2 separate regions of the Homo sapiens genome follow, and region 2 is linked to region 1. Evidence: read pairs that join two places in POLR2A ChIA-PET (ENCODE). Cell type or tissue: MCF 10A. All regions are shown on one strand. Links, peaks and the distances in the headings refer to the core of each region. The heading gives the core; the rest is flanking DNA. Region 1 has its middle 12 kb from the start of KCMF1. Region 2 holds the start of LOC105374837 (a long non-coding RNA gene).

Region 1 (12,400 bases), core at 2,888-7,887:
AACTACTTGGGAGGCCGAGGCAAGAGAATTGCTTGAACCCGGGAGGCGGAGAGCCAAGATTGTGCCACTGCACTCCAGCCTGGGCAACAAGAGCGAAACTCCGTCTCAAAAAAAAAAAAAAATTACATATTATTATGCCAATGAACCACATTCCTTGGTGATTTGCCTTCATTTTTTACCCCAAAGATCTCCCTGTATAAGAGAGAGTATGTGCTTCATTTTGGCACATCCTAATTATCAGTAATGCTTATATAGACTTACTCTGGGCCAGATACTACGCTAAGTGCTTTCCATGAGTGAATGAACTCTATTGTGTGAGATGAGCCACTATTTATACTTCTGGACCCGTGATCCCTGATGTCTGCCCATTTGAGTTCTGAGAGTTGGCCTCAGCACTAGGATGGTGGCAGCAGTGGTGCAGAGAGAGAGAGCACAGGTACTCGGTTCAAAAAACTCAAGAAAACTCAGAACACTGATAGAAAATAGTCTGGGACAGTATCCAAAAACAGAAGAACAAGTTGAAGCTCAAAATCAGGAATTAGGTTGCAGACTGGGATTGGTAAAGAAATTGGAGTTGGGGGTGGGTTCCCAAAAAGGGACAATGTCAACACCCCATGCTACAACACCGAATCCCAATAAAACATAGTAGCTATAATCCAGGTCTACATCAAAAGTTCTTGGGAATGTACATGAAATCATACTGGGGCCAAGATATGTGGAGTGAGGCACAGATCTGGCCATGCAGTGCAGGGATGATGCCAGTGTTGATTTCTAAGCCTGTGTTTTCCCTGAGTTCTGATGGATCAGTGCCTAGGAGAACAAAGGCAGGATCAAATGCTCCAGGTACTCAGAGTCAAAAATCCAATCTACAGGGCAAGCAATGAAGACAGCAAGACAGGACCGCAAGACGAAAACTAAAGGCCAAGCCCAGGGATGGGTGATGATTTCCAAGAAAACATGTAAGCTCACTGACTGTCCCTGGCCACTGGCTCCCTGGTGCCAGATTATAAAGCGAAGTTATGGGAAACAGCAACATGAACTCAGGGATCAGCCCAGGACAAACAGCTGAGTCTGCTTTCAACCTGCCCCCTGGAATGAAGTGAGCTATGGACTACATAACAGGATGCGATGAGACGACAGGACAGCAGAAAGCTAAAGGCAAGCCTAGTAGACTCTATCCAAAGTGTCCATCTGGGTTGGACACAGTGGCTCATGCTTGCAATCCCAGCACTTCGGAAGGCCAAGGCAGGCAGATTGCTGGAGCCCAGGAGTTCAAGATCAGCCTCGGCAACATAGTGAGACTTCGTCTCTACAAAAAAAAAAAAAAAATTGGGGCCAGGCGCAGTGGCTGACGCCTGTAATCCCAGCACTTTGGGAGGCCGAGGCGGGTGGATCACAAGGTCAGGAGTTCAAGACCAGCCTGGACAATATGGTGAAACCCCATCTCTGCTAAAAATACAAAAATTAGCCAGGCATGGTGGCAGGCATCTGTAGTCCCAGCTACTTGGGAGGCTGAGGCAGAGAAATTGCTTGAACCCAGGAGGTGGAGGTTGTAGTGAGCCAAGATCACGCCACTGCACTCTAGCCTAGCCGATAGAGCAAGACCCCGTCTCAAAAAAAAAAAAAAAAGTAATCAGCTGGGTGTGGTGATGTGTGCCTGTAGTCCCAACTATTCCTGTGGCTGAGGTGGGAGGATTGTTTGAGCCCAGGAGTCTGGGGCTGCAGTGAGCCATGATCATGCCACTGCACTCCAGCCTGGGTGACAGAAAGAGACACTATTTCAAAAAACACAACACAAAAAAAACAAAAAAGTTTGGCCGCAATGGCTTTTTAGAGACACCACATCTAAAAAAAAACAAGAAAAAGAAGGGCAGGGCATGGTGGTTGACACCTGTAATCCTAGCACTTTGGGAGGCTGAGTCTGGAGGATCATTCTGAGGTCAGGAGTTCTAGACCAGCCTGGCCAACATGGTGAAACCCTGTCTCTACTAAAAATACAAAAATTAGCTGGGTGTGGTGGCACCCATCTGTAATCCCAGCTACTCGGGAGGCTGAGGCATGAGAATTGCTTGAACCTGGGAGGCAGAGCTTGCGGTGAATCAAGATTGGGCCACTGAACTCCAGTGTGGGCGACACAGCGAGACTCTGTCTCAAAAAAAAAAAAGAAAAGAAAAGAAACAACTGGCCACAGAGTAGAGAAAGAACAGAATGGGAGAAAGACGAGAGGCTTGGGGACCAGTTAGGAGACAACTACAAGTTGAGAGTAAAGTGATAAAGGCCTAAATCAGAAGTTGACAAACTTTTTCTGTAGGGCCAGAAAGATGTTGGGTAACTCTCCCAGGGTCACCCTGATGGTATGTGGTTGACAAACTTTTTCTGTGGTAAATATTTTAGTCTTTGCATGCCATAAGGTCTCTGTATCAATTTTTTAACTATGCTATTGTAGCACAAAAGTAGCCATGGATAAGAAGTAACAGGCTGGGTGAGGTGGCTCACACCTGTAATCCCAGCACTTTGGGAGGCCAAGGCGAGTGGATCACCGGAGGTCAGGAGTTCGAGACCAGCCTGACCAACATGGAGAAACCCAGTCTCTACTAAAAATACAAAATTAGGGCTGGGCGCGGTGGCTCACACCTGTAATCCCAGCACTTTGGGAGGCTGAGGTGGGCAGATCACCTGAGGTCAGGAGTTTGAGACCAGCCTGGACAATATGGTGAAACCCTGTCTCTACTAAAAATACCAAAATAAGCTGGGCATGGTGGCATGCGCTTGTAGTTCCAGCTACTCAGGAGGCTGAGGCAGAAGAATTGCTTGAACCCAGGAGGCAGAGGTTGTGGTGAGCCGAGATCGTGCCATTGCACTCCAGCCTGGGCAACAAGAGCGAAACTCCATTGCAAAAAAAGAAAAAAAAAAAAAAAAGAAAAATTAGCTAGGCCTGGTGGTGCATGCCTATAATCCCAGCTACTCAGGAGGCTGAGGCAGAAGAATTGCTTGAACCCGGGAGGTGGAGGTTGCAGTAAGCTGAGACGGCACCCCTGCAATCCAGCCTGGATGACAGAGACTCTGTTTAAAAAAAAAAAAAAGTAACAAATAGGCATGACTGTGTTCCCTGTGTTCCAATAAAACTTTATTTACAAAAATGGTGGCGGGGGGCCAGATTTGGCCCATGGCCTGGTTTGCCTACCCCAGACCTAAAGTAATAATACAATAGTCAACATTTGTTGAGAACTGTGACATACCAGGCACTTTATTACTGATTCTCACTGCAACCTTGAGGGGAAGTATTATTGGCTCCCTTCTAAAGAAACTGAGGCTGAGAGATGTTGGGTAACTTTCCCAGGGTCACCCTGATGGTATGTGGCAAAGCTGGGATTCAACTCAGGTCTTACTCCAGAGTTCATGATTAGTCTATGCCACCTGCCGGAGCAGTCAAGAGGAAGGGAGAGGGGAATATATGACTATCAGGTCTCAGTTCCTGGGAGAATTCACTCACTCACTCACTCACTCACTCACTCACTCACTCACTCATTCATTCATCCATTCAACAAATGCTATTTGCAAAGTACTTGGGATTCAAAGACAAATAAGATATGATTGCTGTCCTCGAGTAGCTCAGAATCTACTTTTTTTTTTTTGAGACAGGGTCTTGCTCTGTCATCCAGGCTGTTGTGCGGTGACACAATCATGGCTCACTGCAGCCTCGACCTCCTGGGCTCAAGTGGTCCTCCCGCCTTAGCCTACCAAGTAGCTGCGACTACAGACATGCAGCACCACACCAGGTTAATTTTTTTGTATTTTTTTTTTTGTAGAGATGGGGTTTCGCCATGTTGCCCAGGCTGGTCTCGAAGTCCTGGCTCAAGTGATCCACCCGCCTTGGCTTCCCAAAGTGCTGGGATTACAGGCGTGTGTCACCATGCCTGGCCAAGTCTAGCATTTAAACCTTTAACTGAATGTAAGGGATGAAGAAAAGGGAATGTGATTTATTTTTTATTTTTATTTTTTGAGACGGAGTCTCGCTCTGTCGCCCAGGCTGGAGTGCAGTGGCGCGATCATGGCTCACTGCGAGCTCCGCCTCCTGGGTTCATGCCAATCTCCAGGCTCAGCCAGTAGCTGGGACTACAGGCACCCACCACCCCGCCCGGCTAATTTTTTTTTTTTTTTTTTTTTTGTATTTTTAGTAGAGACGGGGTTTCAGCATGTTAGCCGGGATGGTCTCGATCTCCTGACCTTGTGATCCGCCCGCCTCGGCCTCCCAAAGTGTTGGGATTACAGGCATGAGCCACCGCGCCCGGCTGGGAATGTGATTTATTAATAAGATCAATGAATTAAAACATTGAAGTTGCTCTCATCCCTGCTTCCTTCCTTCCTCTAAGCATCCAGAGAGCCCTCTGATCCTTTGGGATCACAGACATGGGATATTTTTACTCTCCAGCATGAACACATAGGTGGATTTACTGTGAAACTACTGAAGCTTACACTTCAGGGTCCCTGGCTTCCTCAAACAGGGCTTCCAAGCCCTATATCTAATTTTGCACTTCTTTCTTAAGAGTTGCCTGTACCAAATATATAAGCCTCAGGGCCCCAAACCTGGATCCAGCCTGAGTGAATGTTTTTTTAGAGCCAGGTCTGATAGAAGCCTGTTTTTAAGGAATTACCAGGAACTGAGCATGCTGTTTTTGGCCCTCAGGGGTTTCTCTCAGAACTAAGAATTTGGGGGCTGTCCTCAGTCACAGGTGCAGCCTGAAGTCTGTTCCCGCCATGTTCACTCTCCTCTATTTACCATCACCTGCCCCTGCTGCGTCTTCCTTTAAAATACAGCCCTGGGCCCTAAGCTTTGTGCTGATTCAAGCTCTTTGGAATTCAAGACATCCAGGAATCCGACGCTCCAAGAATTTTCCCAACGACCTCTCAGTGGGCCATTCAGGCAGGAAAGGATACACACATTCCTAATGGGGCCAGGGGCTGTGACTTAGCCTGTGTGTGGCTGAGAGCCTGCTGAATACAAGGTGCTGGCAGTTGGCAGGGCTTCCCAGGGTGGGGACTTCTTGCTGAGCTCATCAGCAGGCCCAGCTCTGTACCCATTTGTCCAGGGAAAAACCAACCCCTAATGGAACTGTTTGTTTTATACTCTCTCATCGAAGTCATAAATGACTCACAACTAGAATGTTATTAACGTGAGAACAGAGGCCTACCTGGCAGAATAATTGGTTTTGGTCATTTGCTCAGAGTGCCAGGCAAATCCACAAAGCATATCAAATTACAGGTTAGAAACCTGATGAATAAACAAGAATAATACTGTGAGTTCTCAAGGGTACGTCCTGTACCTGTTTTGCCCACTGTCATATCTCCGGCAAGACACAGTGAATACAGCCCCTGACACATTGGAGGTAATCTATAAAGAGTTACTAAATGATTAAAGAAAAGGGATGAGCTGTTCTTAGTGGAAACACCCATTTCTCCTAAGATGAATTCGCATTCTTTTGGACCAGTTCTTTCTAAATTAACAGCACTACCCAGTGGTATCAGAGCATCTATACCTTTGGATATTACAACAACTCTATAAATTCTAATTGCTTCTTCTTTTTTTTTTTTTTTTTTGAGACAAGAGTTTTGCTTTTTCACCCAGGCTGGAATGAAGTGGCGCGATCTTGGCTCACTGCAACCTCCACCCCACCGGGTTCAGGCGATTCTCCTGCCTCAGTCTCCTGAATAGCTGGGATTATAGGCGTCCGCCACCACGCTGGCTAATTTTTGTATTTTCAGTAGAGACGGTGAAGCCATGTTGGCTAGGCTGGTCTCGAACTCCTGACCTCAGGTGATCCACCCACCTCAGCCTCCCAAAGAGCTAGGATTACAGGCGTGAGCCACCGTGCCCAGCTGAGACGCTATAATTTCTAACCTATGGCTTCCCCTTTTCTGGATTCCATGCAGTCCACACACAAGCATTCTATGACTCATTACCTCCTGAGCATCCAGCTTCTTAACTGTTACATTCTAGGGATCTTTTCCACAGTATGTTTCTAACTCCTTGATGGTTTTTGGGGGAGACCTGGGTGACACACTTGGAACAGACCTGCTCCAGGGGCTTGTTACTTTGTGTGCATCCCGCTCCCTTCACTTTCAGGTGACCTCATTTTCTAATCTTCCTTAGAGCAACCAATCCCCCATACACTGTCTCCTTCTTCAGAGAATCTTTCTATGTGGATTTGTGCTTTTTAAATTGGCATATGAGTTTTAGGCACAGTTGGACCAGGAAATGCCTTCCTGAGGAATTCAGCAGCTTCTAGAGATAAAATGTGATAGAGCAAATTATGAGTCTGGGAATCAGGACATCTGGGTTCCAGTTTTGTACACATCATTCATTTCACAAATAAGCACCCAAAGCCCACTATGATAGCCAACTGCAGGGCTGTGCTACAAGTATGTAAACAAAGACACCTACTCCTGCCCAAGGGCAGCCCAGTGGGGGAAGTGAAAGGATTAAATTGCAATAATAGAGAATTGTAAAAGGAATTGGGAGCACTTAGTGAGGTGGTTCTACAACTTTATTGCACCATCAGGATCCCCACGGGTGTTCTTTCAAATGCCAATCTTTGAGCCCCATCCTTCAGAGATCCTGATCCGGTTGATCTAGGAATGCTCAGGGACATTGAATGTTTATTCTGAGCACCTTCCCTCCTCCCTCCACTCCCCTCCTGGTGATTCCACTGGAAGTGGCCCCAACCCACACTCTTTCCTTCAAGAAAAGGTTCACAAAGGCAGGGGTCTGGAGCTGATTTTTTTTTTTTTTTTTTTTCCCAAGAGACAAGGTGTTGCTCTGTCACCCAGGCTGGAGAGCAGTGGTGCAATCATAGCTCACTGCAGCCTCAACCTCCCGGACTCAAGTGGTCCTCCCATCTCAGCTTCCCAAGTAGGAACTACAGGCATGTGCCACCACGTCCAGCCCTTACAGCACATCCAGCTCTTACAGCTGATTTTTAAAGGAGGAAGGAGTACAAACTTATGAGGCACAGAGGCAAAAAATGGCATGATTTTACCCTACGCTCTAAGAAAATGAAGGCCATGAGGCATGAATACCACAGCTTCCTGACCTACCCAAATGGACACCTTTATCTCCACTGGCAATTTTTCTTTTTTGACAGAGTCTCACTCTGTCTCTCAGGCTGGAGTGCAGTGGCACGATCTCGGCTCACTGCAACCTCCACCTCCCGGGTTCAAGCGATTCTCCTGCCTCAGCCTCCTGAGTAGATGGGACTACAGGCGCGAGCCACCATGCCCAGCTAATTTTTGTATTTTTAGTAGAGATGGGGTTTCACCATCTTGGCCAGGCTGGTCTTGAAATCCTGACCTCCTGACCTCCTGATCTACGCGCCTCGGCCTCCCAAAGTGCTGGGATTACAGGTGCGAGCCACCGTCACTGGCCAATTTTTGTATTTTCTTAGTAGAGACAGGGTTTCACCATACTGGCCAGGCTGGTCTTGAACTCCTGACCTCGTGATACACCTACCTTGGGCTCTCAAAGTGCTAGGATTACAGGCATGAGCCACCGCACCCGGCCCATTGGCAACCTTCCTATAGCACCAGCAGAGGAAGAGGCATCCTGCTCCTGGTGGAAGCTAAATTTATCTGGGCTCCTTCTCCCCTCCATCTCCCACCCTCACCACCCCCACCTCCCTGCTCCACACACACATACACCCTTCAGTTCTCTGCTGCCTCTCCTGGATCCTTCCCCTAAACCTCTAAACACACTAGACTCTCCTATTCCTAAAACCAAAAACACTTCCCTTCACTCTGGGGCCTCCACTTACCATCTTTTAATTTCTCATTTATTTCTCTGACAAGCTTTTTTTTTTTTTTTTTTTTTTTTTTTTTTTGAGACGGAGTCTCACTCTGTTGAGTGGTGGCACAGTCTTGGCTCACTGCAACCTCCAGCTCCTGGGCTCAAGTGACCCTCCTGCCTCAGCCTCCCAAGTAGCTGGGATTACAGGAGTGTGCCATGACGCCCAGCTAATTTTTGTTATTTTTAGTAGAGACAGGGTTTCACATGTTGGCCAGGCTGGTCTTCAACTCCTGACCTCAAGTGATCCACCTGCCTCAGCCTCCCAAAGTGCTGGGATTACAGGTGTGAGCCACCATGCCCGGCCTCTGCCAAGCTTCTTTAAATACAAAAGAAAGAAAAAAGAAACAAAAGGGCTATGAAACCAGTGTATATGTTCATTACAGAAAATTTCAAAACTAAAAGGAAAAAAAGTCCTTCATACCTTATCATAAGCTCTCAAAACATCAATCAGAACTGCTTCAATTAGTTTTGTCACCAGAATGTAAACACCTCCAGGATGGGGACATAGTTTTCTTTTTCATGATTGTGTCCTCAGTGGACCCAGAAGACTCAATAAATATGTATTTATTGGGGACTACTAGATGGAAGAGAGAGGGAGTGAGTCAAGGGCTGAAAACCTACCTTCTGGGTACAATGCTTAGTGCCTGAGTGATATAATCATTCACACCCCAAACCTCAGCATCATGCTATATACCATATAACAAACCTGGGTAACATAAAAAAAAATACATCATCCATATTATACCCCCATAACCATATTGACTCTGATAGCCATCCAATCTTTACATGTTTTATTAAAAATAAAAAATGAGGACAGGTGCCATGGCTCACGCCTGTAATCCCAGCACTTCGGGAGGCTGAGGTGGGAGGATCATTTGATGCCAGGAATTTGAGACCAGCATGAGCAACATAGCAAGACCTCAACTCTAAAAAAAAAAAAAAAACTTAAAATTAGCTGGGCCTGGTGGTACATGCCTGTAGGCTCAGCTACTCAGGAGAGTGAGGGTGGGAGGATCGCTTGAACCTGGGAGGTCGAGGCTGCAGTGAGCCATGATCATGCCACTGTACTCCAGCCTGGATGACAGAGCAAGACCCAGTCTCAAAAAAACAAAAACAATAATGACATCAGGCTGTACATACATAATTTAGAAAAGAATGTTTTGTAACCTGCTTTTTTCACTAAAAACACATCATATTTCTAGTTCATTACCCATTTTTAGTTGCTGCTTTTGGTTTGGATAGACAATAATTTATAGGTTTTCAATTTTAAATATTAAAAAGAACACTGTGATAAACATTCTTGTGTCTAAAATCTTTGCATCTATCAGTAATTACTTAAATAGACTGAGTTGAGCTGGGATTACTATGGCAAAGAATGGGCAAAAATCTATTGCTCTTGAAACCTACCATAAAATCCCATTTGGAATGCTTGTAACAAGTCATATTCCTTTCTTGACATCCTCATTATCAAGTATTATTAAAAGTATTTTTCTGCCAATTTAAGAGGTGAAATGGTGTCTCCTTTTAATTTGGATTTGATTCCTAGTGGTTGAGTTTGTTTCACATTCTTATTTCAGCTCATCTTCTAGAAGTCATCTATAGCTACTGTCAGTTTCTAGGCTTCCAAGGACACCCTTCAGCCTACTGCAATGCAGCTTCTTACCCTACTCCTCCATGGACAGATGACATCCATTTCTGAAATCCAGGGGCCACACTTCAATCTATCTCATGAGGTATCTCTGCTTGGTGGACACCGATGTTCTCCCTTCCTGAAGACTCTGCTTCTCTGACTTCTGTGAGCATAGCCTCTTCTGGTCACTCGTTCTCTGGCATAGACTTCTTCTCTGTGGGCTGGCAGCGAACAGTGGGGCCTTCAGCATCATTATTGCTCAGGTCAGTACAAAGGACCACATAAGGGAGTATGATAGTGAGGAGCCAAGATCACTCCACATCTCGAGAAGAGATGATAGCAGCCTGGAATGGTTTGGTGGCCATGGGAATAAAGAGAAAGGGACTGATTTGACAGATGTTTAATGGGTAAACATCACAGGATTTGGCAATTGGCTATGGAAGATAAATGGGAGGAAGGAGTCTAGGATGACTGTTGTGTTTCATCTTGTTGGGGGGTGACTTGACTAGGCTGATGACTTTGCTCAATCCAATAGGGGATACAAAAACAGCAAAGACATGAAAGAGAAGATGATGATAGTGGTATCCCAGAAAATGAGAGGGTAACCAACAGCACCAAAAGTCAGGCAATCAGATAAACCAGTTTCTAAGCTGAGGAAGGGGAGTGACAATTCTTTCAAGAAGATTGTCCACAGAGAGAAACAATAGGGTAATAACCAGGAGTGCAGGGTTGAAGGGGCGTTTTTTGGCTGAGGGCAACGGACCAGTAGAGGCTGAGCAGCTGAAAGTACAGGTGCCAAGGGGGTGGCTGAAGGAGTAAGATCCCATTGATGGGATGAAGTGGGATCATAACAGATGACAGGTTGAACAGAAAGGCTATCTCCATGCATGAGGCAGCAGGATGCAGATGTACACACTCCCTTGGAGGCTCACAGTGGGAAGTGAAAGTTCCTGCATTTTGAACTTTCCTCCCTCTGTGAATTAGGAGGTGAGGTTATCTATTAGGCACGTGGGTGAGTAAGCAGTTGGAACCAAGTGGTGAATGTTTATAGAAGAGGGTTCTGACCAAAGACAAAGATTGCTCAATGGCACTGAGGTCCAACCGCAGTTGAATGCCCTAGATTCATAACAGCCACAATCTGTACACTTCTATCATTTTTAGTTGTTATATTCTACACCCCAAGCAGATACACACAGGGATAAACTGAGTCAGGCAATTCAGGCTTGGAAGCTTGCAAAGCTGGTAGAGTTTGAGGATGAGGGGTTTAAGGAGCTGAGGGCATGAATGAGAAGTCTGAGTTGACCACAGGGCACCAGTTGCATAAGGTAGAGAATGGGGTTAAAAAGGGAAAAACAAAAGAAAAAACCGGCTGGGCGTGGTGGCTTACACCTGTAATCCCAGCATTTTGAGAGGCCGAGGCGGATGGATCACTTGAGGTGGGGAGTTCAAGACCAGCCTGGCCAACATGGTGAAACCCTGCCTCTACTAAAAACATAAAAATTAGCCGGGCGTGGTGGCAGGCGCCTGTATTCCCAGCTACTCGGGAGGCTGAAGCAGGAGAATCACTTGAACCCAGGAGGCGGAGGTTGCAGTGAGCTGAGATCAGGCCACTGCACTCCAGCCTGGGCAACAGAGTAAGACTCTGTCTCAGAAAAACAAACAAAAACCATAACAGCAAGTGCAAACATCAAGGATTAGGCCAGGCGTGGTGGCTCATACCTATTAATTCCAGCACTTTGGGAGGCTGAGGTGGAAGAATCACTTAAAGCCAGGAGTTCAAGACTGGCCTAGGTAACAAAGCGAGACCCTTGTCTCTACAAAAAATAAGAAAATTAGCTGGGTGCAGTGGTGCACGCCTGTAGTCCCAGCTACTCAGTGTCCACTGATAAATAAAGATGATTGCTCGAGCCCAGGAGTTCAAGGTTGCAGTGAACCATGATCGCACCACTGCACTCCAGCCTGGGTGACACAGCAAGACGCTGGACATTAAAAGAAAAAAAAAAAAGGTTTAGTGGTAGAGAGTAAGAAAACTGAAAAATAGGAAGTTACAATAAGACAGATTATTAGAGTTTCGAGCATGGTCACAAGAGAGGAATGGGTGGTTGAAGTGGAAGTGCACACAGATTTGAAAAAAATCAAGGCCTTGTAAGGCCAATTGTAAGGCCATACTTGAAAACATTCAGGGTGGCAGAATTTGGGATGAAGACTGCAAAGCAGAATTGAGGCCTCAGTGACTCCTGCATAGTGACTGTGAGATTGATAGATAACAGAGAACTGGTGAAGTAACCAGATGGCATTTGGGCCTTCTGACCCTTTCCAGACTTCATGGAAGTGGCAGAAAACTGTAGCCAACATCAGGGCCTCAAATTGTGGTTCCACCAGTGACTAGCTACATGGCCTTGGGCAAGTCAATTTAACCTCTCTGTGCCTCACTTGCCTTATCAGTAACATGAAGACATAATAGTATCCTCAAGTAAAGTGCTTACAATAAGGCCAGCCACATGTACCAGAGCACTAAATGTCAGCATCATGACCATTTCTCATTTGAACAATGAGGGCTTTGTTAACAGTCTCTAAGGCACAGATTCTTAAATATTTTGGTCTCAGAATCTTTTTACATTCTTAAAAATTGTCGAAGACGCCAAAGAACCTTTTTTTTTCTTTGAGACAGAGTCTCGCTCTGTTGCCCAGACTGGAGTGCAGTGGTGCGACCTCGGCTCACTGCCTTCCAGCGAACCGCCTTCCAGGTTCAAGCAATTCTCCTGTCTCCTGAGTAGCGGGGATTACAGGTGTGTGCCACCACACCCGGCTAATTATTTTTTGCATATTTTGTAGAGATGGGGATACACCATGTTGATCAGGCTGGTCTTGAACTCCTGCACGTGATCTGCCCGCCTTGGCCTCCCAAAGTGCTGGGATTACAGGCATGA
Region 2 (12,400 bases), core at 4,159-9,158, 70 kb before region 1:
AGGATGTAATTACCTATTATTTCATGTTATCTCTCCCACTCCAAATGAATCAATCCGTGTGGCCACAGAGAAGCCCGCCCAGCTTCTCTCTGAGCTGGGCTTCTCTCTGGCCACACAAAACATGGCTGAATTTGTTTATTTTCTCCTGTTGTTTGTCTCTCTTTTATTTCGTTGGTTTCTGCTCTTATCTTTGTTATTTCCTTCTGTTTGTTTACTTTTGGGTTTACTTTGCTTTTTTTCTGGATTCTTAAGGTGGTACCTTAAGTCATTGACTTTAAGTCTTCTTGCTTTTGTAATATAAGCATTTAAAGTTATAAATTTCCCTATAAGCACTGCTTTAGCTACATCACCCAAATTTTGAAAAACTGTATTTCATTATCTTTCATTATCTACTTTCCCTGGTGATTTTCTTCTTTGCCCGTGGATTATTTAGAAGTAGGTTGATTGATTTCCAAACTATGGAATTGTCCTAAATATTAGGTTGGTGCAAAAGTAATTGTGGTTTTTGCAATATCAACAGATTTATAATCCAATTCTGTTGTAAACAGAAAACATACTCTGTATGATTTTGATTATTTTGAATTTATTGGGACTTGTTTTATGGCTCAGCATATGGTCAGATACTGAGTATGAAATATCATATCCATATCCAAAGTACCTAGATAATTTTGTTTGATTCTGACAGTTTTTAAATGAAGTGTTTTTTTTGTTGCTGTTGTTGCTTTGTTTCGTTTTGTTTTTTCTCTTAGCCAGACCCATCATCAAGTAGGATTTATTCTGTAAGACACTCAGTGTCCGAATATTCTATAGAATCACATCTACTCTACTTACATGTTTCCACAGACATTCCTAAGTTCACTATCATCCCACAGTGCTGACCCAGACCTGGTGACAGGCTGACATGGCCTGGTCCTCACTTGCCTTATACAGACATCTGGGTTGCAGGCCTTTCTGCCTTTCCCTTCCTGGTTAGGAAGGAGATGTTAAATGTACCCATGTCCTCCTCTCTGCTTATCTGCCGAGTTTCTGTATCAAGTTTAGCTCCTTAACTTCAGCTTTGTTACTGGATCATACCTCTGGCTGCCCATTGCCAGAGCCCTGAATTGCTTCTGAACCTTCCCTGGTCCTTTCTCTTTCCCCTTTCATGTATGGTTGATATCCTTGGCAACCCTCCCATATTAGTCCATTTTGTGCTGCTATAGAAGAATACCACAGACTGGGTCATTTATAAAGAACAGAAATGTATTTCCTTACAGTTCTGGAGGCTGGAAAATCTGAGATCAAGGTGCCTAGCATCTGGCAAGGGCCTCCTTACTGCATCATCCCACTGTGGAAGGTGAGAGCACAAGAGAGTGAGAAAGAGAGAAAAATCGAGATTGAGAGCTAAAGTCATCCTCAAGCCATTCATGAGGTCATGAGGGTAAAGCCCTCCCATGATGTCCCAGCTCCCAACACTGTTGCATTAGGGATTAAGTTTCCAACATATGCTTTTGGAGGACACCTTCAAAGTATAGCATCCGCTTAGGTCCATCTACTCTTAAGTGCTTCTTTTGTGCCCCTAGTAATGACTTTCTGAATTTACACAAACCTGTGAGGCTTGTCCCCTTCATAGCAGTACCTGAGAAAATTATACTGCTGATACCTTTTTGCTCTTTCCCCAAAATCAGATTTACCCTCAAAAATAAAGTTTTCAGAGTATGCAGAGGATTTGCTATGGCTTCAGCAACACTCTGTGCCTTCACCCTGCCTTTTTCTACCTGGCTTGGCTGACCTGCAGTCATCCACAGATTTCCAGAGGTGATCGGGACATCAGAGGTGTGGTGGCAGTTCCCCTTGATTCTGCCTCCTGATATTCACACTTATGTTTCATACCCTGTCCTTTATTGTAACCAGAACCTGAGACTTGCTTCTAACAATGAAATACGGCAAAGGTCATGGGCAGTGCTGTGATTACTTGTACATGACTACATAAACATGTACTGCTAGTCTTGCTAAAGTCTCTCTCTCCATTGCTATCTTTCCCAGCCTCCAGAACTGTAAGGAAATGCATTCTGTTACTTATAAATGACCCAGTCTGTGCTATTCTTCTATAGCAGCACAAAATGGACTAATATGGGAGAGTTGCCAAGAATATCAACCATACATGAAAGGGGAAAGAGAAAGGACTAGGGGAAGGTTCAGAAGCAGTGAAAATCTCTCTCTCCATTGCTAAGCAAGTTGCCATGAGACCTACAGAATTCATGAAGACATGAATTCTGCCAACAACCTAAGAGAGCTCAGGAGCAGATCCCTCTCCAGTTGAGCCTCCAATGAAAATCCAGTCCTAGCCAACAACACCCTGACTGTAGCCTTGTGAGACCCTAAGCAGAGGACTCAATTAAGCTCTGTCTACACTCCTGATCCAAAGCAACTGGGAAAATAAATGTGTGCTGTTTTAAGCCACCAGGTTTGTGGTAATTTGTTGCAGCAGCAATAGATAACTAATACACCAGGGGAAGTGGGATGCTAAGCACATTCCCAGGAGTTCCAGCATGGTGCTCGGCCAGCAGGCTGTGTCCGTCCTCAAGGTGAGCAGTTGAAGACCTAAGTTGATGGAGGTGTGGAAACACCTACTCCCTCCACTGCCAGGTGTGCAGGCTCCGTGCATTCTTGGAAAGGGGCTGAATGTTGCCACACTCCCTCGCCCACCCAGTGTTGGCACAAGAATTTCTAAGTAGGAAAGAGTGGCAAGTATGCCAAAGCTGCATTTGCTTTGCAGCACACTGCTTGTACCAGATTGTGAAAAAGAGAAAACATCCCTGGACAGCTGGGAACTGGTCTGGTTTTATCAGTCAGGCCTTGGTGTTGCTACAAGCTGGCCTGGCACTCACAGCTAAGCCATGGTGTTCTCCTGTTGAACATAAACAACTTCACAGAGCATCAACATCAGACAAGGCCACTCTGTGATGAATGAAGATGAAAGCAAAACCCCTCCATAATCACATCTCAACACAGACAAAACATGAACATTGGCCAAGTCACAAGAAAGGGTGTCCAGTCATCCGCCTCTTCTGACTAAGGAGTGATGGCTGCTCCTTTACCAAGGCCAGTTTTCACCTCCATTCATTTCTCCCACCTCATAGATGAGATACGTTAAGATTCTATTTGGGGATAAATTAAGATCCCCCAAAATTCATACATTAATCCCCTAACCCCTAGTGCTTCAGAATGTGACTGTATTTGAAGATAAAGTCTTTAAATCGATGATTAAGTTAAAATTAGGCTGTAAGGATGGGCCCTAATCCAATCTGACTGGTGTCCTTATAAAAAGAGGAAATTTGTGCCAAGTATGGTGGCTCATACCTGTAATCATAGCACTCTGGGAGGCCAAGGCAGAAAGATGGCTTGAGCCCAGGAGTTCGAGATCAGCTTGGGCAACAAAGGGAGACACTGTCTCTACAAAAAAAAAAAAAAAAAAAATTAGCCTGGCATGGTAGTGCATGAATGAGGTCCCAGCTACTCAGGAGGCTGAGGCTGGAGGATCCCTTGTGCCTGGGAGATCAAGACTGGAGTGAACCATGGTCTCCACTGTACTTCAGCCTGTGCAGCAGAGTGAGGCCCTGTCTCAAAAAAAAAAGAAGAGAACAGCACGGACTGCATACACAGAGGGGCAACCATGTGAGTAACACAGAAAGAAGGCAGTCATCTGCAAGCCAAGGAGCGAGGCCTCGGAGAAGAGACCTGCCAACACTTTGATCTCAGACTTGCAGCATCCAGAACTGTAAGAAAATAAACTTCTGGGCTGGGCACGGTGGCTCACACCTGTAATCCCAGCACTTTAGGAGCCCAAGGCAGGCAGATCACCTGAGGTCAGGAGTTGGAGACCAGCCTGGCCAAAATGGTGAAACCCCGTCTCTACTAAAAATACAAAAATTAGCCAGGTGTGGTGGCATGCACCTGTAATCTCAGCTACTCAGGAGGCTGAGGCAGGAGAATCACTTGAACCCAGCAGGCAGAGGTTATAGTGAGCCGAGATTGCACCACTGCACTCCAGCCTGGGCAACAGAGCAAGGCTCTGTCTCAAAAAAAGAAAAGAAATGTCTGTGTTTAAGCCACCCAGTCTGGGGTATTTTTTATGGCATCCCAAGCTGACTAATACTTGATAGCACCCAACCCAGAGCAAAGCCCCACTTCCTTGAACTCTCCCCCAAATCACCTGACAAGTCCAAATCCTATAACAAGCCCTCCTAACACCTTCTTCCTGATATGCCCTACAATTCCCCAAAATATGAGAAAATTTGGACACACAAAAGACACACATCAAGAGAATTCTCCCTCATCGCAAAGAGCAATAAATCCAACTAATGCAATTTCAAGTGTGTCCCTGGTGGTCTATGGCTGAAGGGCATTGATCATTGTATGTCTACTTAGAGTGACGTTGGCCAGCCCCCATGCCATCCTTGTGCTTCCACTGGTCTCCTGCCCCTCCCCGCCCTGCATATGTGTCACATGGTGACACTATGCTAGGTGAATGCTCACTTGCTCCTAGAAGCCGGGTGCAATGCTGGTGCCTGTACAAAGGAGTCCTGACAGAAAGAGCTTCATAATATGTCGAGATGAACTGGGGCCTCCCAGGAGGGCACAGGAAAAACAATGGGTGGTCACTGTTCAGCTAGCTTCAGGTTTTTGCCTCGCTATTTGGGAGACACCAGCAGAAGGAAAGAGCTGAATTGCTGGACATTGGAAGAAAAAGGGTTTTTTTTACCAGAGAGGGGCAGAAGGGTGAAGAAGCTAGAGGCAAGGAGACTGGAGACACCCATTAAGGGGAAAGACAGCAGAGATGTTGACAAGGGGGTTTTGTGATGGCTTACTGTTGAAAATTTTCAAGAAATTTCCAGTGATATTTAAATTACACACCATTCCTTTAGAGGTGGGTTTTAGATCTCTGACAGTTGGCATAAGGTTTCACTGTGGGCACAGAGAAGAGAGAAGGCCTTCCACAGGGGGCCCAGCAACACACGAGTGACAATGAGCTAAACATTTAGTTTTCACTATGAGTAAACAAGTAAACAAAACTAGGAATTTTTTCTAAAAGTGGCCTGAATGATCGGTGAGTTCTTACAAGGCAGGGGAGTGATTGTTCTATAAAACCTTTAAAAGCTCTAACTTGCAGCCAGGCACGGTGGCTCACGCCTGTAATCCCAGCACTTTGGGAGGCCGAGGTGGGTGGATCACCTGAGGTCAGGAGTTTGAGACAAGCCTGGCCAACATGGTGAAACCACATCTCTACTAAAAATACAAAAATTAGCCGGGCATATTGGCTCATGCCGGGTAGTCCCAGCTACCCGGGAGGCTGAGGCGGGAGAATTGCTTGAACCCAGGAGGCAGAGGTTGTGGTAAGCCAAGATCATGCCATTGCACTCCAGCCTGGGTGATGGAGTGAGACTCTGTCCCAAAAAAAAAAAAGCTCTAACTTGCTATCCAATGCATACCCTGCATCTTTTCTAGAAACTGCTTCATTCATTTATGCAACACCCTTATCGAATACCTGAACAGTTCAGTGCCAAGTGAGGGTTTATACAGATGACTGTGGCTGGGTGCAGTGGCTCCCGCCTATAATTCCAATGCTTTGGGAGGCCGAGGCGGGCAGATCCCCTGAGGTCAGTAGTTCGAGACCAGCCTGGCCAACATGGTGAAACCCCGTCTCCACTAAAATTACAAAAATTGGCAGGGCGTGGTGGCATATGCCTGCAGTCCCAGCTACTCAGGAGGCTGAGGCAGGAGAATCGCTTGAACCCAGGAGGCAGAGGTTTCAGTGAGCCGAGATCACGCCACTGTACTCCAGCCTGGGCAACAGAGTGAGACTCTATCTCAAAAAAAAAAAAAAAAAAAAGTGACTGTGACAGGCATGACTCCTGGCCCCACGGAGCTTTCTATCAAGAGCTGTTATTGCTGGTTGCACATTAGAATCATCTGGAGAGCTTTTACAATGACCAAAACCTGGGCCTCACCCTGATTAACTAACTCAGCATTTCTGGGGGGGTGTGGCCCCAGCATCAGCATCCTTAAAGCTGCCCTGGCATTTCTAATATGCAGCCAAGATTGAGAGACAGAAATTTCACAAAAAGGAAATTACAGGATGGTAGTGTGGGTGGTGTGATGAGGGTCCATGACAGCCCATGACCCCACCGTCATTCTAGGGAGAGTTTCTACAGGAATGTCAACTAAACAGAAACCTCAGATCTGAGTAAGAGTTAACCAGAAAGCAGCATTCCAGTGAGAAAGAACAGCAGAGACAAAGGCCTTGAGGCATGAGAGAGAGTTGGCTGTGTTCATGGAATTCAGTCTTGTTGCACATAGATCAAGGCAGGTAAGGGTAAGCCAGAGAGATAGCAGGAGCTGGAAGTGAAGGGCCCCAGAGCTGAGATGAGGAGTTTGGCCCATATCTTGAAGACGTGGCAGAGCCATCAAAGTGTTTTAAGCAGGGGAATTGTGTAATCATACATACACTTTAGAGAGATCACTCAGACAGCAGCACGGAAGGGAAGCTGGAGAAAGTGAAAGCAGAAGTGGTAAGACAGTGAGGGGACATGAGAGGGACCTGCACCAGGCTCTGGCAGGGGTCAAAGAGAAGTGCTATCATAAAAGTAAAATCCACCGCACTTGGAGGTTAATTGGATGTAGGCAAGAGGGAGAACAAGAAACTTCCCGGAATTAGCACCCAGAAAGGGCCTCTAGACCACACCCTCTGGCCTCAACTCCACAGCCACAGTGCTGGTGGTGATGGAGGGTGAATACTCATAAGACCCCCAGTTTCATCAGCGTTTCAGTGGTCCTTCAGGCAACAAGAGAAGCAGGGGGAAAGGGAGTCTATCTCTCACTTCCTCCAAGATTAGGAACATCAGCTTCTTCTAGATCCCCCAGACTCTTTTACCCCAGCCTCCCCCTGAAGTCTCTTGAACTCCCACTGTCCTCTAGTCTTGCCTGCCTTTAGTAGAGTATCACCATCTCACGCAGTTTCCTTTTGTCCTGAGCACTGTGAAAAGGACTTGGGCCCCGGAAGCAGACAGAACTGGAGTCACATCTTGTCTGTGCCACTTACTAGCTGTGTGATCTTAGGTAAGTCACATAACATCTCTGAACTTTATCTTCTTCATCTGCAAAATGGGAATCAGAATATTTGTCTTGCAGGGATGTTGTAAAGACAATAACTAATGTAATATATAAAGAGCCAAGCAGAATATATGAAAACTGACAAAACATAATACACATAATGTAGAAAGCTCCTAATTTTTAAAAAAGAGAAAGAAAAAGGGTTATCAGGCTATTTGGGAAATCGGCAGAGATCATAAAAAGACAAAAAAAAAAAAGAGAGAGAGGAGTAAGAGGAGAAAGAAAAGGAGGGAAAGAAGAAAATGAGAGAGGGAAAGGAGAAATATAATAGTGCATGAAGAAATGAAAAAATACTCACTAGCTAATGAAATAAAAGCAAATTAATGTGGGAGATGGATAACGATGATAGCCTGACAATGTGAATGTACTTAATAGCACTGAACTGAACACTTAAAAATGATTAAAATGGTAAATTTTATGTTATGTATATTTTACCACAATTTTTTTAAATAAAATAATGTTTAAAAGCAAATTAAAACAGGTACATTTCCACCTCTCAAACTGGCAAAAATAGAAGCATGGCAATATGCAATAGGAAAGTAAAAGCATTTTGTTTTGTTTCAGTTTTATTTTGTTGTTGTTGTTGTTGTTGTTTGAGATCAAGTCTCACTCTGTTGCCCAGACTGGAGTTCAGTGGCGCGATCTCGGCTCACTGCAACCTCCCCCTCCCAGGTTCAAGTGATCTTGTGCCTCAGCCTCCAGGGTAGCTGGGACTACAGGCATGAGCCAATATGCCCGGCTAATTTTTGTATTTTTAGTAGAGATGTGGTTTCACCATGTTGGCCAGGCTTGTCTCAAACTCCTGACCTCAGGTGATCCACCCACCTCGGCCTCCCAAAGTGCTGGGATTACAGGCGTGAGCCACCGCACCCAGCTGTGAAAGCTTTTTGTAAGGCAGTTAGCACCTAGAAATTCCAGGAAAGGAATCTGTTCTTGGGAAATATTGACTCAATACACACGCGCATACAGACCGCAGTTAGGGAATCAGTGAGCTGGTCACTGAAACATTAAAACAATGAAACAATCCTTAGAATTTGAAAGTTACAAATGCGGTAGATCTGCAGACTCTAGAATGAGAAGACAGCAAATTAATGACTTATCTGGGGAGGGAGTGAGATGGGTGTGGGGTGGGGGAGGGAAGGAAAGAGGGTCTTTCTGCTTCTACTCTGTACGCTTCTGTATTTCTGATTTTTTTTTTTTTTTTTTTAAATAACAAGTACAAGCCAGGCACAGTGGCTTACGCCTGTAATCCCAGCTCTTTGGGAGGCCGAGGTGGGCAGATCACCTGAGGTCAGGACTTGGAGACCAGGCTGGCCAATATGGCAAAACCCCGTCTCTACTAAAAATACAAAAATTAGCCAGACATGGTTTCAGGCGCCTGTAATCCCAGCTACTCGGAAGGCTAGTCAGGAGAATCGCTGGAACCCAGGAGGCAGAGGCTGCAGTGAGCCGAGATCTCGCCACTGCACTCCAGCCGGGGCCACAGAGCAAGACTCTGCCATCTCAAAAATACATACATACATATGTACATACATACATACATAAAATAACAAGCACATCTTTGATAATCTCTTAAATTTTAATGATTTTTTTAAAACTGGCTACTTCTTGAGCATGTATTATGTGGCCACTCCAATTGAGAGTGTGCCTTATACTTCAAAACATAACAATCTACTGATTCTTCCTAATGCCTGAAGAACTTCCCACAGCGTGGCTTGTTTGCCATTTTTCATGATCATAAATAATGCTGCAGGGAATAGGGCAGTGAAGAAAATGAATGTTGCAGAAAACCTCAGGATTACCATTCTTGTTAGTCCAACTCGTTCATTAGTAACAGTGGCCTCAAGAGCTGAGCCCCCATGCCTGGCCAGTCTTTCCAAGAGATGCAACATGCTAACAGCAACCCCTGCCCTGATCTGGCTGGCTGACTGCCGTGACCTCCACTTGGCCCCCGAGGCCCCATCAGCTATCGGAATACTGTCCTGGCATCTGGCAACTGGTCATTTTATGACCTGGGTAAAGGAAGTGTGGGGTGTTCTTTCCTTCTTCCTTCTTTCTTGCCAGAGATCTGTTGTTTCCTGGGTAGGAAGTTCCTTTTGCCACATGAATGGCGATCAATACGGGGCCTGGCCTCACAGACTAATCTTAGTGGCCTTAGCTGAGGAAGACTGTCTGCCCAGGTCCCCTCCCCCTGCAGACCATAGGGCGCCGTGGCCATGGGAGCGTCAAAGATCTGCTTTCCTTCTTGTGATGGCCCCTGTAGAACTTCCTCATGGGCCAGAATCCCGGCTTAAAAGGGAGCCTCTCTCCAAAAGTGCATGAACACGCTTATTCCAAGGAAAGGTCTTTCTCTACTAAGAAAAATACGCTTTACAGCCTCCCAGAAATGAGGACAGCAATAATATTATTTTTTCCAGTTGGTGCTTGTATACATATATATACCGTTTTATTAAAATACGTTTTGGGCTTGAGACTTTATAGTTTTCATAAAATAACTGCCATGAACACGCCAGTCACCCAGTATCTCCACATAACAGGAGCCACCCTGTGTGCAGCCCTTGATCAGGGAAGCTTAGCACAGGGAGGTTAAGTTACTTGGCCAAGGTTGTACATCTAGTAGGTGTTGGATTCAAACTCACAAAGTCTACCTTTAGAGTCCAAACTTTCACCCATTTCCCTGTACTGCCACCTCTCACTACCAGCTAGCATTTTCTTTAAGAAGGAGATGTATTACATATATGAGGAAGAAGATATATATATTACTATATCCTCTTTTATATATAATATATATTATATTATATATATAAATATATATATAATTATATATAGATATATATAATTATATATAGATATATATATTCTATATTCTATATATATATAATATATAATATATAAATTATATATAGAATATATATTATATATAATATATTATATATATTATATATAATATATATATTATATATATTATATATAATATATATATTATATATATTATATATAATTTATATATATTATATATAGAATATATATTATATATAGAATATAGAATATATATAATATATATAGAATACAGAATATATATAGAATATAGAATATATATAGAATATATATTCATATATAGAATATATACATATATAGAATATATATTCATATATATGAATATATATTCTATATAGAATTTGAAATATATTCTACATAGAATATATATAATATATTAATATAATATATAGACAGTATATAATATAATATACAGACAGTATATAATATACAGACAGTATATAATATATAATATTATATATAATATTATATATAATATTATATAATATATTATATTATATATATTATATAATATATTATATTATATATAATATATGTAATATTATATATTATATTATACATAATATATTATATATAATATATTATATATAATATTATATATATTATATATAATATATATAATAATAATATTATAATATATAATATATAATAGTACAGTATATATTATATATATAATTCTATATATAATATATAGAATTCTATCTATTTATAATATATATAGAATTCTATATATAATATATAATATACAGAATTCTATATATATTATATATAGAAGTCTATATATTATATATTATATATTATATTCTATATATATTATAAATATATAGAATTCTATATATTTTATATTTATATTCTATGTTTAAATATAGAATATATAGATATATATAGATTTTATATATAGAACTCTATATAGATTATATATAGAACTCTATATATAGATATTATATATAGATATAAATACATATAGGATTCTATATATAATATCTATATATAAAATCTATATATAGAGCTCTATATATAATCTATATAGAGCTCTATATATAAAATCTATATAGAGTTCTATATATAATATATAGCAAGTTCTATATATAATATATATACAGTTCTATATATATTATATAGAGAGAGCATTCTCTATATATAATATATATAGAGTTCTATATAGAGAGCTCTATATATATTATATAGAGAGTGCTCTCTCTATATAATATATATATTATAATATTATATATATTATATATATTATATATTATATTATATATAATATATATAATATAATATATAATATATATAATAAATATAATATAATATATATTATATATATTATATATAATATATATAATATATATTATATATAATATATAATATATATTATATATATATTATATATATTATATATATTATAATATTATATATATTATATATAATATATAATAATATAATATAAATATTATAATATAAGAAGAAGACAAAAGAGTACAATGAACCCATATATAAATATCACCCAGCTTTTGAAGGATATAGTAACAGCTCCAGGACTAGAATTCCGTGGAACACAGTTTGGGAATCACCGTCCTAGGTCAATGTAAATGGCTCCTCCAGCATTTGATCAGAACACGGTAAGGGCCATCCAGGTAGTACCCAGGAGAAATCAGACCAGGTGCACAGAGGAAGCAGAGACAGTATACAGGGAGAGCAGAAGGGTCAGGAAAGCAGGCAAGGGAGAAACTCAGAGCTCCCGGGGGCGGCTGGCAGCAGTCTGGTTGCAGCCCTAGGGCATTCTTAGCCTAAGTCCCCTGGTGTGGACACTGCAAGGGACTACTCAGGTTCCCCTTCAAGAAAGGACTTGTCGAACCAGCTGGCTAGGAATGTTGCCAGCAGGTAGCCTCCAGGTGTCATTCTCTGTAGCACTGCCTTGGCTACAGAGAGCCACCTCGCCCTTACAGTCTCAGCCCATCTCAGCCCATCTGCTTCAGCGCATTAGCTTCAGAGGTCCCCTGCGGTGTTGGGGGTACTGAGGGTGTCATTAAGCCTACATTGTCTAGGTTGACTTCTCCTTCTCCCCAATCCCACTTCCTTCTTCTGCTTCAATAGGAGTGAATTCAAGGGAACTCCTTAATAAATATCCTGCACATTAAACCTGTCTGATTTTGCTTCCAGGGAAACCTAAACTGACATGCCCTTTTTGCTTAAGGGATCCCAAGTGAGTCTTTGTTCCTTGCAATCTAAAGAGGATAATTAACACAGTCACCCAGCCAGTCACCATATTGGGGCTGGGATCACTTTTACACTGTACTTCCTTTACAGAAAACATACAGACATTGGGACTAGAGAAAGAAAAAACACATGGGAGAGATTTTTAAATTGTATGCAGTATATCAGGGAAAGAGGTCAAAATGTACACACTAAG

What was found. Peaks named below come from ENCODE experiments on the same cell type or tissue, not always from the same donor. Only the 100,000 strongest peaks of a DNase experiment are listed, where the experiment ranks them.
Region 2: POLR2A ChIA-PET joins it to region 1 with 12 read pairs; 15 of 35 experiments call an interaction of 5 or more read pairs at or near these places.

What each region holds. Positions count from the first base shown.
Region 1 is chr2:84,953,413-84,965,812 of GRCh38, forward strand. No RefSeq gene overlaps it. Among named protein-coding and RNA genes, the nearest start is that of KCMF1, 12 kb to the right of the region's middle. RefSeq lists enhancers at 4,358-5,046, 5,047-5,737, 5,738-6,427, 6,428-7,117 and a silencer at 4,734-5,028. In MCF 10A, for the core only: no CTCF peak of the experiment used is centred there; DNase peaks (open chromatin) are centred at 5,079 and 5,959.
Region 2 is chr2:84,882,473-84,894,872 of GRCh38, forward strand. It overlaps LOC105374837 (a long non-coding RNA gene), which reads left to right and starts at 6,498. Exons shown (of 3, transcript XR_940309.3): 1 at 6,498-6,551; 2 at 7,014-7,098. RefSeq lists enhancers at 6,318-6,387, 6,398-6,497. In MCF 10A, for the core only: no CTCF peak of the experiment used is centred there; a DNase peak (open chromatin) is centred at 6,509.